2 separate regions of the Homo sapiens genome follow, and region 2 is linked to region 1. A link is a loop called in an ENCODE intact Hi-C map of the cell type or tissue named here. Cell type or tissue: K562. All regions are shown on one strand.

What was found. Hi-C counts contacts between places; a loop is a spot of excess contacts. Peaks named below come from ENCODE experiments on the same cell type or tissue, not always from the same donor. Only the 100,000 strongest peaks of a DNase experiment are listed, where the experiment ranks them.
Region 2: a loop joins it to region 1, with 2.9 times the contacts of the local background. A loop is called at or near these places in 5 of 110 quality-filtered maps.

The regions. Positions count from the first base shown.
Region 1 is chr3:24,348,278-24,356,277 of GRCh38, reverse strand. The region is part of intron 1 of THRB (thyroid hormone receptor beta); the gene reads left to right. Among named protein-coding and RNA genes, the nearest start is that of THRB-AS1, 140 kb to the left of the region's middle. RefSeq lists a cis regulatory region at 4,082-4,099 and an enhancer at 4,018-4,162. In K562, no CTCF peak of the experiment used is centred here; DNase peaks (open chromatin) are centred at 3,887 and 4,297.
Region 2 is chr3:24,575,936-24,583,935 of GRCh38, reverse strand. No RefSeq gene overlaps it. Among named protein-coding and RNA genes, the nearest start is that of THRB, 85 kb to the right of the region's middle. In K562, a CTCF peak has its summit at 746 (motif pointing right); DNase peaks (open chromatin) are centred at 775 and 4,675.

The DNA.
Region 1 (8,000 bases):
ACCTGGAGTTTTGGGGGCTGGACCACCACCACACCAGTGGACCAGAAGGGCAGAGCATCAAACCAAAGAGGATTATTCTCAATCCTAAAGTCTGATTAAATTTGTCTTGCTAGATTTGGACTTGCTCAAGATCCTTCACCCTCTCCTTTTTTCCTAGTTCTGTTTGGAATGGGAATGTCTATGCTGTGTCTTTCTCACCATTGAATTTTGGAAGCACATAATTTGTCTGGTTTCACAGGTTCACAGCTGGAGAAGAATTCTGCCTCAGGATGAATCATACCTCAAGTCTCACTCATATCTGATTTAGATGATATTTAGATGAGACTCTGGACTTTAGAGTTGTTGCCAGAATGAGTTAAGACTTGGGGAACCATTGGAATAGAATGAAGGTATTTTTCATATAGCTAATTTGTAGGAGTTTCCATGATAAGCCAGACTCTGATATACAAGTGCTAAGATTATAGAAACTCCTCCAGACCCACAGATGACCCTGCCATGTGTTTTTACTAATATACGTATACCTTGTGTACACCCTTTCTGCCTTCAGGTGAATGCACTGAGCCTCACTGCCCATTTGGCGTGACCTCACTGGCATCTCTCTGGTATAGCCAGGAAGGAATTACAGTGTAGAAAAATTGTGGTTTTTTATACTACTAAGTCTCTGTCAGCCACCTTACTGTCTTTTATGCCCTCATTCCTAAGTGTTTCGTTGTGTATTTCCTAAGAACAAGCACAGCCTCTTACATAACTACAGGCTGGTTATCAAACCCAGGAAATTCAACATTGATACATACTATTATTGAATTGACATCCTCTGTTCAAATTTTGTCCATTGTCCAATCATGTCTTTGGTAACAATTCTTTTTCCCAATTAGGATCCATTCCAGGATATCATGCTGCATTTGGTCGTCATGTCTCATTAGGCTCCTTTATTATACAGAAACATTTCCTCAGCCTTTCTTTGTGTTTCCTGACCTTGGTATTTTTGGAGGATACAAGCCAATTATTTTGTAGAATGTCTCCAGTGTGTATTTCTAATATTTCCTCAAAGATATGTTCAGGTGATGTGCCTTTGGAAGGAAACACCACATTAATGATCTCATGTCCTTCTCAGTGCATCATATCAGGAAGCACATGATGCCACTTTACTCCATTATTGAGGATGTTAGTTTTAATCACTTGGTTAAGGTGCTGTCTGTTGGGTTTTCTCATTGGAAAGTTACTATTTTCTTCTTTGTAATTAATATATGTTATGTGAAATTAAATACCTTGAGACCATACAAATGTCTTTTCCTCCTTAAATTTTCACCTCTAGTTTTAATATCCATTCTGCCTTGAGGAAGAGTTTTCCCTTCTCCTCTGTTTGTTTGTTTGTTTACTCATGTGTTTATTTATCTGTATCAATGTGGATTTATGGAGAAATCCACTTTTTTATCTTGAGCCTTCTGTGAGCTCCTCATTGGAGGATGGATGGAAAGGAAAGTCTTCACAGCCTTGGGGGATTCAAAATCTTGTTTCCAAACCAAGTTCTTTTAATTAACTTAGAAGTTTGCTCTTCACTTTTACTCATGAGTTGACACAGTAATCCTTTATTTGAGAGTGGAAATCCAGACAGAGCCGAAACTCATCCCCTCCTACCCTTCCATTCGGATTTCCTTCTCCTTCCTCCAGTGTGTACTCTCAGTAGCCCAAGTGTCAGTTCCAAATTCAGTAGCCAATGTCTTAGCCTAAGATTGGCAGACACTCTAAGATGTTGAAAAAGTTTGCTTTCCCAATATAGACAAGAAAACCCAATGGTGAGATCCTAGTCACTCATTATGCTTTGTGTGTTCTTCCAAAGTAAACATATTTCTGTCCAATTTGTGATAGCATTTGAAGTTCCTTTAACTTTTTTTTAACTTTTATCTTAAGTTCAAGGGTACAAGTTCAGATTTGTTACATAGGTAAATTTGTGTGATGGGGGTTTGTTGTATAGATTATTTCATCACCCAGGTATTAAGCCTACTACTCATTAGTTATTTTTTCTGATCCTCTCCCTCCTCCTATCCTCCACCCAAAAGGCCCTAGTGTGTGTTGCTCCCCTTTATGTGTCCATGTATTTTCATCATTTAGCTCCTACTTATAAGTGAGAACACGCAGTGTTTGGCTTTCTGTTCCTGTGTTAGTTTACCAAGGATAATGGCCTCACTGTTCACAATAGCAAAGACATGGAACCAACCTAAATGTCCATCAGTGATAGACTGGATAAAGAAAATGTGGCACATATACCCCATGGAATACTATGCAACCTTTAAAATTCTTAATAGAAGCATTTAATTGAAATCAGGGCACAAGACTACCATATTGTAAATGATGTACTTAGTATCCTCCTAAGATTTTTTTAATTTTAGCAATGCTTAGCAAGAGATTGAGATGACTTGCCCTCATCTTAGTGTTTAAAATTTGCTATGCATATGTGCTTTATTAAATATTGCATTATTTAGATTAAGAGATAAAAAACAAACCTATTTTTTAAAATTAAGGGGCTTATTAATACAAAGTTTTATAGGAGTTTTCTTTCCTTTGTTTGCTTTGTTTTGTTTTTATCATATGGAATCGCCTAATATATAAAGTCAGAGAAATAAATGATAAAACAGATTAACCTGCCTTTTTCCTTCCTGCACCTGGCAATGCAACACTGAGCCTTTGGTGATATCCACACTGACCTGCACAGTTCAGGAAAGTGACAAAGTAACTAGAAACCACATGAAAAATGAAGACACTTTATTTGACTTGTATGCTTCTGTGCTTGCTAATTCACAGTGAATTGTCTATGGTCCTAGCTTGAATACACAGCCTCATTTCTTTGTGCGACCTTCATTTCCTTGTCAAATGTCTATAGAGATTTGTCTATTGCTCAGTTTTGCCTGTAGCCAGCTGGGTGACATGAGTTGCTGTAGAACTGTGAAACTCTACACCAAGCAATTCATGGCTGTGTGACATTTACACTGACTGTGTGTAGGCTATCTAAACCTTTAGCGTTACTTATGGACTACAGTTTTAAACTATTCTACACATCCCACATGAAAAAAATATACAAGACAAAGAGTGTTTCTGACAAGAGGTTTTTTTTTTGTAAGTTGGTTTTTCTTTATGCAAATATACTTGGGGGGTAAGAATCCATGTTTCACTTTTACTCTGCATGTGATTCACTCTTGTGTTCAGTCTGCCTGCTCTCCTTGTTGAATTGCAATTTAACCCCTGAAGTTGTCATTAAAGAGAAAATCGACAAAATTTTATCCAGATATTTGTCAATCAATGAATGAAAAAACTAGAGTTTATAAAGAAATATAGTATTACATTTTTAAAAATAGCTTTATTTATCAAGCAATCAAAGCAATCTATACCTAAAGTGGGAATTTGAAAAACAAGGAAAAGAATAAAAAAGAAATTGAATATTCATTCTTAATTTCACTAGCCAGTGTTTATAGCTCTTCTTAATATTTTGGAGTGTTTCTTCCAAGTCTTTTTCTATGGATATGTAGTATATGTGTATGCTTAAAATATGGTTGAATTCATATTTTGTGTGTATAGTTTTTCATCCTGCTGTTTACATTTAATATTTTGTTGTGATGAATTCTTGCATTGTGCGTTTGTAGGTTTGAGTTTGAATGGCTGCGCAAAGACCTTTTAAAACCAACCACCCCGGTTTGAAATTTGCAGGCTGCTTCTGATTTCATACTGCTAAAACAAATGTTCCTGTAGACATCTGTGAAGGCAAATCTTAGACTGCATTTTTGGCTTCTGGTCCATTAAGCCCTGTTACATTCCTTGTCATTTTTGACCCTTTCTAGCTAAAGCAATGACCAGTCACGTTCACCTCTCTTCTCTAGCTCACAGCCCTATCCTCATAGGGACAGCATTACTGAACTGGACCATGGTGCTTGGCCTAAAACATGTTTTCGTTTCTTTGGTTGTTGAAGATAAGCCAGAATGGCAGCTTGCCCAAAAGTGATCCAAGAACTTTTGTATGGAAGTTTTGTTTAATAGTACTAACAGGAATGTTTTTAAAATAAAAGTTTTATTAAGGTTAAATTTGTTCCTGTGTTAGAAAGATAAGGTTTATTCTCACATGCCTGAACTAGTTCCTTCCAACATGTTTGCTAGCTTTTCTGTTGACACAAAATGTCAATGGCCTGAGAAAGACTTTACACCCTCAAAAGAGAGATAAAGGAAACTCAAGACCATGAGCTTCTTTATCACAGTGATACACATAGATGCTCACACCATTCTTCATTGTCAGTTGCAGAACCCTTTGTTCCTCTTCCAAAAAGTGTCTTTGTGTTTCTCAGAATGAGCTGGCTCACTCTCTCCCATCTGTCGGAAATGCAAGAGAACTTCATGGAAAGCAAGAGTATATAGGGTTCCCTGTAAGGTTAGAGGTGAGCTCCAGGCACTTAGTCCCGGTCACCATCTGCTCTCATGTGTCTAGCACTACAGACATTGTTACAGAGGTGGGACAGGAAGTGTCTGTCCTACAGGTGTTAAGCTTCTCATTCCCAGCACCTTGGGTGCCTTGGGATGACCTTTTCTCTCCTGTCTCTGCTCTGACTGATTTACTGTGTGACTTTGAGAGTGTGTTTTAAGGACTTGTTCTGGAAAAGATTAAGACAATTTCTAAAGATGCATACACTATAAGAAGTTGACCTAAATAAGAACAAAAGGTGAGAAGGCAAAGGAAAACAAGGCTAACAACAAATTGGAGTTTAGGCCAAATTAACAAAATGCATACCACTGTTCATTCAATAACATTTTATTGAATGCCTAATATGTACCATTGTCTAGAAGACAATGTTTTTCAAACTTCGTTGCAACACATTAATGGCCTGGGAAACCATCTTAGTAAGTGCCCATCATTTTGAAAGGATTAGGATGTGAAGGCAAGAACAGAATATCGGAGGGCATTGCACAAAGTAAGGGTATTATATCCTTTACGTAACTTTCAGATTTATGTGTGTGTTTGTGCATTAGGTCATGATATAAAATTTCTCTCTGTGGCCATGGCAAAGAAAGTTTTAAAACTACTGATCTAAGGGTATACACAAATTTAGGGCTGAGTTTTTTAGAAGCCAATGGGAAGAGAAAAAACTGATTTCTTGCATGATTTGGGGTGCTGATCTACAACTATACACAAGAAAAAAATTTCTGCTATTCTTCACCAAGAAAAAAAAATGAATAACATACTAAGCAGCGTATTTACAGAAAATCCTGAAAACTTAATGCTGTTTCTTTTAGCCTCCTCTTTTATACCATTTCATATAGATACTACATGCAGGGTGACAGCACCATGTTATGTCTGAAATTTTCCCTGATGTAAGCTGTAGGTCCCATCACTGTTCCCTGCCACATGTTTGTATTCTTATGAATGCTAAGTAGAAAAAAAAGTATTGATATTTCTTAAAGAAATTACCTTAAATAAACCTTTTTATTAAAATGAAACATACACACAGAGATGTACACAAATCATTAGCATACAGCTTAACAAATTTTCACAAAACAAATCCACCTATATGATCACCATTTAGATCATGAAATGCAATACTGACAAGAAGCAAAAACTCTCTTCACACCGGCTTTCAGCCTGTCCCCAAAGGAGAGACTGAACTCCCTGGAGTTCTAAAACCAGAGTTTAATTTTGCTTAGTTTTGAACTGTATATAATGGCCTAATATAGAATATACTTTCTTGTGTCTGGCATATTTTGCTCAATATTATGTTTGGAAGACTCTATCATTTCTGACTTGAATTGCACTGTATTACAAGTTTTAATCTGTTCTACTATTGATGAACATTTTAATTGTTTTCAGCTTTTCATTATTATGCAAAGAGCAGCTATGGACATTTTTGTACAGGTCTTTTGGTGACCACGTGTACACATTTCTGTTAGGTTTGGGAGTGAAGTTGCTGGTTAATAATATATGTGTATTCAGCTTTAGGAGATATTATAGAACTGTCAAAATGATTATACTTCACCAACAGTGTATGAGAATTCCAGTTTCTTCACATCTTCTCCAATACTAGGTATTGGCAGTATTTTTAATTTTAGCCATTCTGGTGGACGTGTATAGATATCTCATTGTGTTTTAAATTCACACTCTCCTGATAAATAATGAGGTCGAGCACTTTTTATATGTTGGTTTGCATTTGAGTATCTTCTTGTGTGAGAATATCCAAGTCTTTTGGCCATTTTATACTGGGTTATCTTTTTCTTAATGATTTATTGGAGTTCAATATATATTCTGAATATGATTCCTTTGTAAGTCATCTGTAATGCAATTATTGTTTCCCACTTTTCACTCTCATAATGGTGTCTTTTGGTGAACAGAAGTTCCTAATTTTAATATAATCTAATTTCTTACCTTTTCCTTTATTACCTCCTTTTAACATTTATTGTTTACTTATTTCTTTTTTCCTCTATTGTTAATGCTGTTTGTGTCCTGTTTAAGAAAACTTTGTTTACCCCCAAATCATGAATATATTCCCATATGTTATCTTTCTGAGGATTTCGTGTTTCACCTTTTACATTTTTACCAGCAACCCACCTGGGATTGATTTTCCTGTATCATGTGAAGTGAGGTACAAAAATATTTTTTACAATATGGGTATCCAGTTAACCTACCACCATTTATTCAGGACAATGCCCTTTCTCACCACAATGCAGTGTCACCTTTAATGATTAATGATGGTATATGTGTTTCTGTTTTTGTACTCTCTTTGGAGCTCTTGTGATCTATTTGTCTATCCTGTGTCAATAGCATACTGTTTTAATTAATGTAGATTTATAATCCTGTAACTGGTAGTGTTAAGTCCTCTAATATTCTTCTCCTTCAATTTTGCCTTGATTATTCTTGGCTCATTGCTATTTCACATATATCTTAGAATTAGTTTACTAATTTCCACCAGAAAAAAAAACCCAAGACTTATGAGATTTTGATAGGGATTACTGTATATTGAATCTATATACTAATTTAGGGAGAATTGACATTTTACAATATTGAGGCGCCCAATCTATGATCATGTATTGATCTCTTCTGCTTTTTCTCAGTAAAGTTTTGTAGTTTCCCATTTAGAAGTCTTGGATATCTTTTAAAAATGGATTTTAAAGTATTTGATATTTTTATGCCAATATAAATGGTATAATTTACTGAATTTTATTTTCTAAATGTTTGTCGTTGGTATATAGAATTCCAATTGACTTTTATATGTTGATCTTATATCCAGTGGTGTGGCTTTATTAACTTATTAGTTTTAATAATTTATCTGGAGGATATTTTGGTTTTCCTCATACACCATTATGATTTCAAAGAATAACCACAGTTTTATCTCTTCCTTTTTCAGTCTTTTTTTTCCTCATTGCAAAGCCTGCAATTTCTAGTATAATGTTTTATAGAGGTGGTTATAGAAATTATCCTTGAATTATTCTTAGTCTTAGGGGAAACTTTCAATATTCATCATTAGCATGTTTGTTATACAGTTTCATCAAATTGAGAGCGTTTTCTTCCAATCCCAGTGTGTTGTAAATTGGAGAGTAAATCCCCCTTGTGAGGTCTTTAAGGATCACTTCAGTAAGGCCATGGAAATACTATGAGAGGCATATGCAATTAAATGATCTGTTATGCTTGCAGGTCCTAGAAAGGAAAGCACAGCACATCGTGCAGAAGGCCGCATGGGAAAAGGGCCAGGTGAGCGGGCTCACTAAGTAACTGGGGAGCGAAGAGAGTGAGGACCTACAAACTGTGCCTCTTTAGTGGGTCAGGAAGGCATATACAAGGAAAAGGCATGAGGGGATTTCATTGGTGTGTTTGAATGTCACTAGGTGACATTCAGGGGAAGGAAAGAAGGGGGACTTGTGGCAGGGACCAGCCTTATTACACTAGTACAACCTGGTCACTGGGGCAGGGCGTGTTCACAATCTATTGTAGGGCTGTTCAGGCATTTTCAAAATTTGCCATACACCTAGTT
Region 2 (8,000 bases), 230 kb before region 1:
TTTAAATGGCAATGCTACTGCAGCCGTGATGCAGCAAGTAATCATCAGATATCAATATCTTGGGGTGAGTTAAATTATCAGAACTCCAGGCTAACAGGGCAAGCTACAGGTTCCCAAAGCACCCTACCTTTCTTTTCTTTTCTTTTCTTTTTTTTTAACACATTCATCTGTTTCCCTGTTTAAGTGGTTTGTCTCACTCACAGCCTTTAAGCTGTGTTAAGTGTAGGAGTCATGACTACCTTCTTCATCGCTATATCCTCAGTACCTAGCACAGAGTCAGACACATAGCAGTTGCTCTACAAAGATTTGTAGAATGGGAACTAAGAAACACATAAAAGTAGCAGCACTCTGGGTATGTGGATGAGGAAAGACTGAGAGCTGGACATTGGACTTGACCCCGGTACCTTGACTGGTAAGAGGAAGGAAGGTTTATGCACTGAACAAAACTAAGGAAAATTCCAGACAACAGGACAATATTGGCGGCCTGACATTAAAGGGCCATGGTCATGAAAGGAGAGAGGAGAGATACCATCGATCACAGAACCGTCTGGAATAGCCCCCAAAAGGATCCCAGCCATCACGCAGCTTCAACAAGATCCACCAGTGTCAGCCTCGGGGATCTGGAGTAGTTCTTCCCCAATCCCCAACTCCAACCCACCATATGCTGAATTGGACCGGCAATAAATGGAATTATGAAGGCTCAGCAAAAAATTCACCTTGGATTTATTTGAAAGCAGAAGCCACAAGAGGGCAGAATGAATGCTGAGGTTGGGGCTTGTTGCCTGTCCTGTCTCAGCTGCCTTCAGTGATGGGGTTGTGAGGGTAGACAAAAAGTTACTGGAATTTTAAATTGGGGGGTTTTAGCTCAAGTGAACTTTTTTTCAAATGCTAAAAATGAAGGACTATCTCAGACTGGAGAGTTTACAGAGTAGATAAATACTTTAGGCTGATTGAAGATGAAGGAAAACGGGTTTTAAGGCTGAGAACTAGAGAAAGGCCAGGTCTTTAGAGCTTAGTGAATGCAATTCCAAGGAGTTTGTAACTTTATCCCCTAGACCGCTACTACTCAAAGTGTGGTCCGTGGGCAAGCAGCGTTGTCATCACTTGTTCAAAATACAGAATCTGGAGCCCAGACCTATTGAGTCAGAATCTGCACTTTAACAAAATGCCCAGATTGTTTGAGCTCACATTAAACTTGGAGAGGCATGAGTCTAGACAATGGGGAGTCATTAGAATTTCATGTGGGAAGTGTCATGATAAATTTATGTTTTAGAAAGGGGATTGTAGAAGATTGAGTAGGGGACTGGCATTGAGCCACAGACCAGTTAGAAGGATATGACAGCTGTTTAGGCATGAAACGTTACAGACTCAAACATCAAAATGAGAATTTTTTTAAAAAAAGCAGAAGCAGCATATACAATTAAGATATATTTGAAAGATAGAATCAGTAGGACTTGATGGTATATTAATTAGATATCAGGTTTAAAGAGGAGAGAGGGGAGAAGTACAGTAGGTGTATAGATTGTTTGCCAGATAGGCCAATGTGGCAAATAATGATACAACTCTTTTTAAGATCAAGAATACAGAAAGAAAAACAAGCATAGAAATAAAGAACTATGATTTTAGCTTTTGACATATTGACATCTTAGGTATGCCTAGAAAGCAGGTGGAAACACTGGTGGGAAAACCTCACAGCATGACTGTGAAAATTAAATAAGGCACTGTAGCAAAAACACGTGGCAAATCATCAAACACTACAAATACATTAAATAGCATTTTAAACAACTTAGAGGTTTTTGGCCAGGAGTGACGGCTCACGCCTGTAATTCCAGCACATTGGGAGGCTGAGGCAGGTGGATCACTTGAGGCGAGGAGTTTAAAACCAGCCTTGGCAACACAAGACTCTGTCTCTATAAAAAATACAAAAAGTAACTGGGTGTGGTGGCACACACCAGCAGTGCTACTCGGGAGACTGAGGTGGGAGGAGCGATTGAGCCTGGGAGGTTGAGGTTGCAAGTGAGCTGTGATCACGCTGCTGCACTCCAGCCTTGGTGACACAGGGAGACTCTTCTTAAAAATAAAACTAAGATAAAATAAAAACAACCTATAGGCTTCTTTGCAGTATGCTTTCTTTTATATTATCATTTTGGTTAGGTAAGGAAGGATTAAGAGGCATCATTATTATCCTTGTAAACCCTAATTTGGAGTTCTAATAGCAGACATGAAGGTGAATATCCAGCAACAAGGACAGCAAGGAAGAAACCTAAAAGAAGAGGAATAATTTGCAAACAGTTTAGTGATGATTGAAAAAAGTAATATATACACAACCAGAAGTCACCAATAGTATGTAGTATAAACCTACATTATTAAATATGGTAGTAACTAGCCACACATGCCTACTGAGCACTTCAAATGTCACAAGCCAAACTGAGATGTGATGTAAGTGAAAAATACACACAGGAGTCCAAACACTTAGAAAAAAAAAGTGAAGTATTTCATTAATTTTTATATTGATTACATGATTAAATGATGGCATTTTGAGTATATTGAGTTAACTCAGATATATTATTAATGTGGATTTCATCTGTTGATTTTCATGTATATGGCTCATCTCTGTGCCTCATATGACATTTCTATATGACGGTGCTGGAATAGAGCATGACTACAAAACTGGCTGTTATTGAGTCTCCAGGATTCTTGCATCTCACTTTGGACACGTCTTCCCTTACATCATGTGCACTGACTCTCCAAAGGTTTCCCATTCCATCCTAACTCCTTTCTTTGCCCATTACTTCCCACCAGAAAGTAAAGTATAACTAATAGAAGGAGATGGTCTATGACTTGCCACATTCTCTTGGACAGATCTTCTGCTCTCTTCTAACAGCCTGTCTCTCAAATTTATCCATCACAATAAGTGATCTTTGAAATTGGGTTGGAAGGAAATCTCAAGATAATCTAATCCCATATCCTCCTTTTATGGATGAAAAAGCTGAAGGTCCAGAAATGCCAGGAAGTACACCTAAATGATATACTTCCGCTTGTACTTTCCCAACACTTTCTCCCCAGATAGACCTGGCTGTCCTGAAGCTGAGTTTTATCTTCATAGATGAATGTTTGTGGAAATATGTGGGAGGAGATATAATGCTGATTTGAACACTGCTTGGGAGATGATGGGAGGAGAGTTGAGAGGATGCATTTATGAATCCCCCATTTCATAAAATGAGTAGGAAGGCAGGTCATCTGGAGAGAGTCAGAGTGTGAGAGAAATTTAGAAAATTAGAAATTTAGAAAAAATCTGAGAAAAATGGACAGGGAGTCAACAAGAGATGAATACAAGGTTTGCCAAGCAGCGGAGAAGGCTTTGTCTCTGTGCGTCACAGTAGGTAGGTATTCAAATAGAATATGTTATAAAAAGAAACATGTAGGAACCACTCTGTCCTATCTCCCTCCTTTAGAAATAGTTGAATACTTAGGATACACATAATGGCTAGTAGCACTTACTTTAGTCATAGACTAGGAAGATATTTGACACTTCTGTGACACACCAGTTGTTTGACATCACCATCAGGCCATATTTCCTCTGGCTGGGAGAGATTTTCAAAATATAGAGTATATGAGTTTCCTAGTACTGCTGTAACAAAATACCACCAACTAGATGGCTTAAAACCATAGAAGTGTATTGTTTTCACAATTCTGGAGGCTAGAATTCTGAAATCAAGGGTTGGTGGGGCTATGTTCTCCCTGAAACGTGTAGAGGAGAATGCTTCCTTGCCTCTTGCTATCCTCCGGTGGTTTACTGGCAACCCTTGGCATTCCTTAGCTTGCAGCTACAAAACTTCAATTTCTGCCTCCATGATCACTTGATGTCCCCCTCTCTGTGTCTGCATCTCTGTGTTCTAATATCCTCTTCTTGTGAGGACGCCAGTCATACTGGATTAAGGGCCCACCGTCCTGCAGTAGGACCTCATCTAATTCATTACAACGTCAGCAACCCTATTTCCAAATAAAGTCACATTCTGCGGTTCAAGGGATCAGGACTTGAACACATCTCTTTGGGAGCCACAATTCAACCATAGCATAGAATATTCCTTCTCTATAGATGCATTACATTTGAATAAGACGTTTACCTAAGACTTTGGGTAAAAGTCCTAGATGAGATGGCATAGGTCCATTTCTCTCTGCTCCTCTCTGCCCAGTAAAATTATGAACCCTTGGAATAGCACAAGAGACAACCAAAGAAAAACTGCAAAAAGCATGAAGAAGAAGGTAAACTCGTTCGAGATCTAGAATTGGAGGAAAAACACAGCAGCAGGGTGTCTTACATTCCCCACCAAACAGAAAAAGGTGGCTCAGACCCAACATTTTCTGACTCTAAACAAGCAACAGAAGGCAGTCTAGGTAAGGTCATTCCTCCTATGGCTCGAACAGACCCTCTGACAACACCAGGTAAGCCTCTAGTCCCATTGTAAGAGCGGTTTGGTTGGGAGCCCCACTAACAATAAACTGGCCGGAGAAGTGTTCCCCTTTTCTGCTGTGCTTAGACTCCCCTCCCCCACCAAAAGATACTGAGGGGCCCAGCAGCATCAGCAAGAGGCATCTTACCACAACAAGCCTGGCCGAAGCTTCATTGCCTCCACAGGCCTGAGACTTCCCTCCACCAACCAGAAAAACAGGAGTGCCCATTAGGGGAGATCCTGCCACAACAAGCTCCTGGCCTGAGAAATGCTTTCTGTCTCCCACAGGCAGGCATGATCCTATCACTATGAGAGCGGGGAAACCTCTTTGTCCTCATGAGCCGGAGACTCCCTTCCCCCACCAAGAGACATCTGTGCCCCAGTGTGGAGAAACCTCTCCCACCCCTTAGGCAGCACCAGTAGGGATTAATAGAAGTTCCAGTGGCACCAGATAAACCCAAGCAGACCAAAATAACACCACAAAGACTTTAAAAATTAAACTGTCATTGGAACCACAGCCCACGATAGTATGCCAGGATCTGCAGGATAAAACTAAACAGAGTGACTTGCATGTTAAACTAAAAGATTTAAATAGGACCTAGAATCTCTTCACAAAATACACAAAATGTCCAGGATACAATAAAAATTACCTGTCATACCAAGAACCAAAAAAATTACAATTTGAATGAGAAAAGACTATCGACTGATGCTAATCCTGAGATAAATTGGATGTTGGAATTATCTGAGAAGGATTTTAAACCAGCTGTCATAAAATGTTTTTACAATCAAGTACAAATTTCCTTAAAATGAATGGAAAGAAAAGAAAACCCTAGAAAAGAAAGAGAAATTATTAAAAAGTATCAAGTGGAAATTACAGAACTAAAACAACAATAACAGAAATCAAGAAATCGCTTGATGGACTTCATAGAGTGGGACATGACAGAAAGTAGAATCAGCAAATTTGAAGACAGAAAAATAAAATGTATGTAATCTGACAATAGAGAAAAAATAGAGAAAAAAATGAACAGAACCTCAGGAATCTATGGGGCAGTAAGAAAAAATCCAACATTTAGATCATCAGAGTTATAGAAGGAGGAGAAAGAGAGTAAGACAAAAAGAAATATTCAAAGAAATAACAGCTTAAATTTTTCCAAATTTGGCAAAACACATAAACCTACAGGTCCTAGAAGCTGAGTCAATCCCAGACAGGACAAACTCAAAGAAATCCATGCCCAGACATATCATAATTAAACCTCTGAAAATTAAAATGAGACAATGGAAAAAAAAATCTTAAAAGTTATTGTTGCTGACGGACCTTATCCTTAAAGACTGAATAAGGGAAGTGCTTCAAGGAGAAATAAAATGGTAAAATAAAGAAACGTGGAGTCTCAGGAAGGAAGGAAAAAACGTAAAGAAGAGAAATATAGGTACATAAAATAGACTATCATTTTTCTCACGATTTTTATGAATTACATTTGATTATTCAAAGAAATCTATATACCATCTCATATTCAACACAGTATTTAGAAGTGAGGAAGGTAAAGGAAGCTAAAAGGAAGTTAGGTTTTCATATTCCACTAAGGTGGTAAAATGTTGAAACCAATAGACTGTGATAAGTCACATGTAATACTTAGTGTAATACTCAGGCAACCACTCTGAAAACTATACAAAGAGATACACTCAAAAACAGTGTAAACAAACCAAAATGGACCTCTAGAAGTATTCAAGTTAAACCACAGGAAGTCAAGAGAAAAGAACATGGGAATGGGAACCAAAGAAAACCAAAAAAGTAAATAAATACTATGGCAGATTTAATCAGTAAAAAATTAATAATTACCTGAAAAGTAAAGAATTTAAATACACCAATTACAAGGGACCCGAATACACATTTCTTCAAAAAAGAAATGCAAATGACCATCACATATATGAAAAAATGCCCAACACTATTAATCATTAGGAAAATGCTAATTAACACCAAAATGAGATATCACCTCACATTTGTCAAAATGGCTACTATCAAAAAGGCAAAAGATGACAAGTACTGGAGAGAATGTGGAGAAAAGGGAACACGTGCGTGCTGTTAAAGGGAATGTAAATTAACACAGCCATTATGAAAAACAATGTGGAGTTTGCTAAAAGAACTAAAATAAAATTACCACATAATCCAGCAATTCCACTTCTGGATATTTACCCCCAAATCTTGAAGTCAGTATATCAAAGAGGTATCTGCACTCCCATGTTCATTGCAGCATTCTTCACAATAGCCAAGTTATTGAATCAACCTAAGTGTCCTTCAGCATATGAATGGGTAAAGAAAATGTGGTGTATACACACAGTGGAATACTAGTCAGCCTTTAAAAAGAAAGAAATGTTGTCATTTGAAACAACATAGATGGAGGCCGGGCACGGTGGATCACACCTATAATCCCAACACTTTGGGGGGCCAAGGTGGGTGGATCACCTGAGGTCAGGAGTTTGAGACCAGCCTGGCTAACATGGCGAAACCCTGTCTCTACTAAAAATACAAAAATTAGACAGGAATGGTGGTACACACCTGTAGTCCCAGCTACTCGGGAGGCTGAGGCACGAGAATTGCTTGAACCCAGGAGGTGGAAGTTGCAGTGCGCCAAGATCGTGCCATTGCACTCCTGCCTGGGCAGCAGAGTGAGACTCCATCTTAAAAAAAAAAAGAAAAAGAAAAAGAAAAAAAAAAGAAACAATATGGATGGAATAGGAGAACATTATGCTAAGCAAATAAGCCATACACAGAAACACAAATGATGCATGTTCTCACTCATATGTAAAATTTAAAACAATTGAACTCAAAGAAGCAGAGAGTAGAATGGTGCCTATCAGAGGCTGGGGATTTTGGGTCATGGGGAAATGATGGTCAAAGTGTAAAAGACCCAAATTAGACAGGAAAAATACTTTTTTTGTTACTTTGAGATACATTGCACGGTGTGGTGAATATAGTAAATAATGTACATTTCAAAAATCACTAACAGTAAATTTCAAATGTTCTCACCACAAAAATTGGGAAATATATGAGGTGATGAATATGTTAATTAGCTTGACTTAATTATTCTACATTACATTCACAATATTCACTTTTTCCCCTTTATTTGAAAAGTTATACAAGTTAGGCCCCACACAGTGACTTACGCCTGTAATCTCAGCACTTTGGGAGGCCGAGGCGGGCGGATCACGAGGTCAGGAGATTGAGACCATCCTGGCTAACACAGTGAAACCCAGTCTCTATTAAAAATACAAAAAATTAGCCGGGCGTTGTGGCAGGTGCCTATTGTCCCAGCTACTGGGAGGCTGAGGCAGGAGAATGATGTGAACCCGGGAGGCAGAGCTTGCAGTGAGCCAAGGTCGCGCCACTGTACTCCAGCCTGGGCCACAGAGCGAGACTCTGTCAAAAAAAAAAAAAGTTATACAAATTATATTTTGTTATTTAACATTTACTACCTATATGGCCCATAAAAAATTTTTTATAATTAAGCTTTTAAATAACCCCTGAAGAAAATAACAATTACATTATAA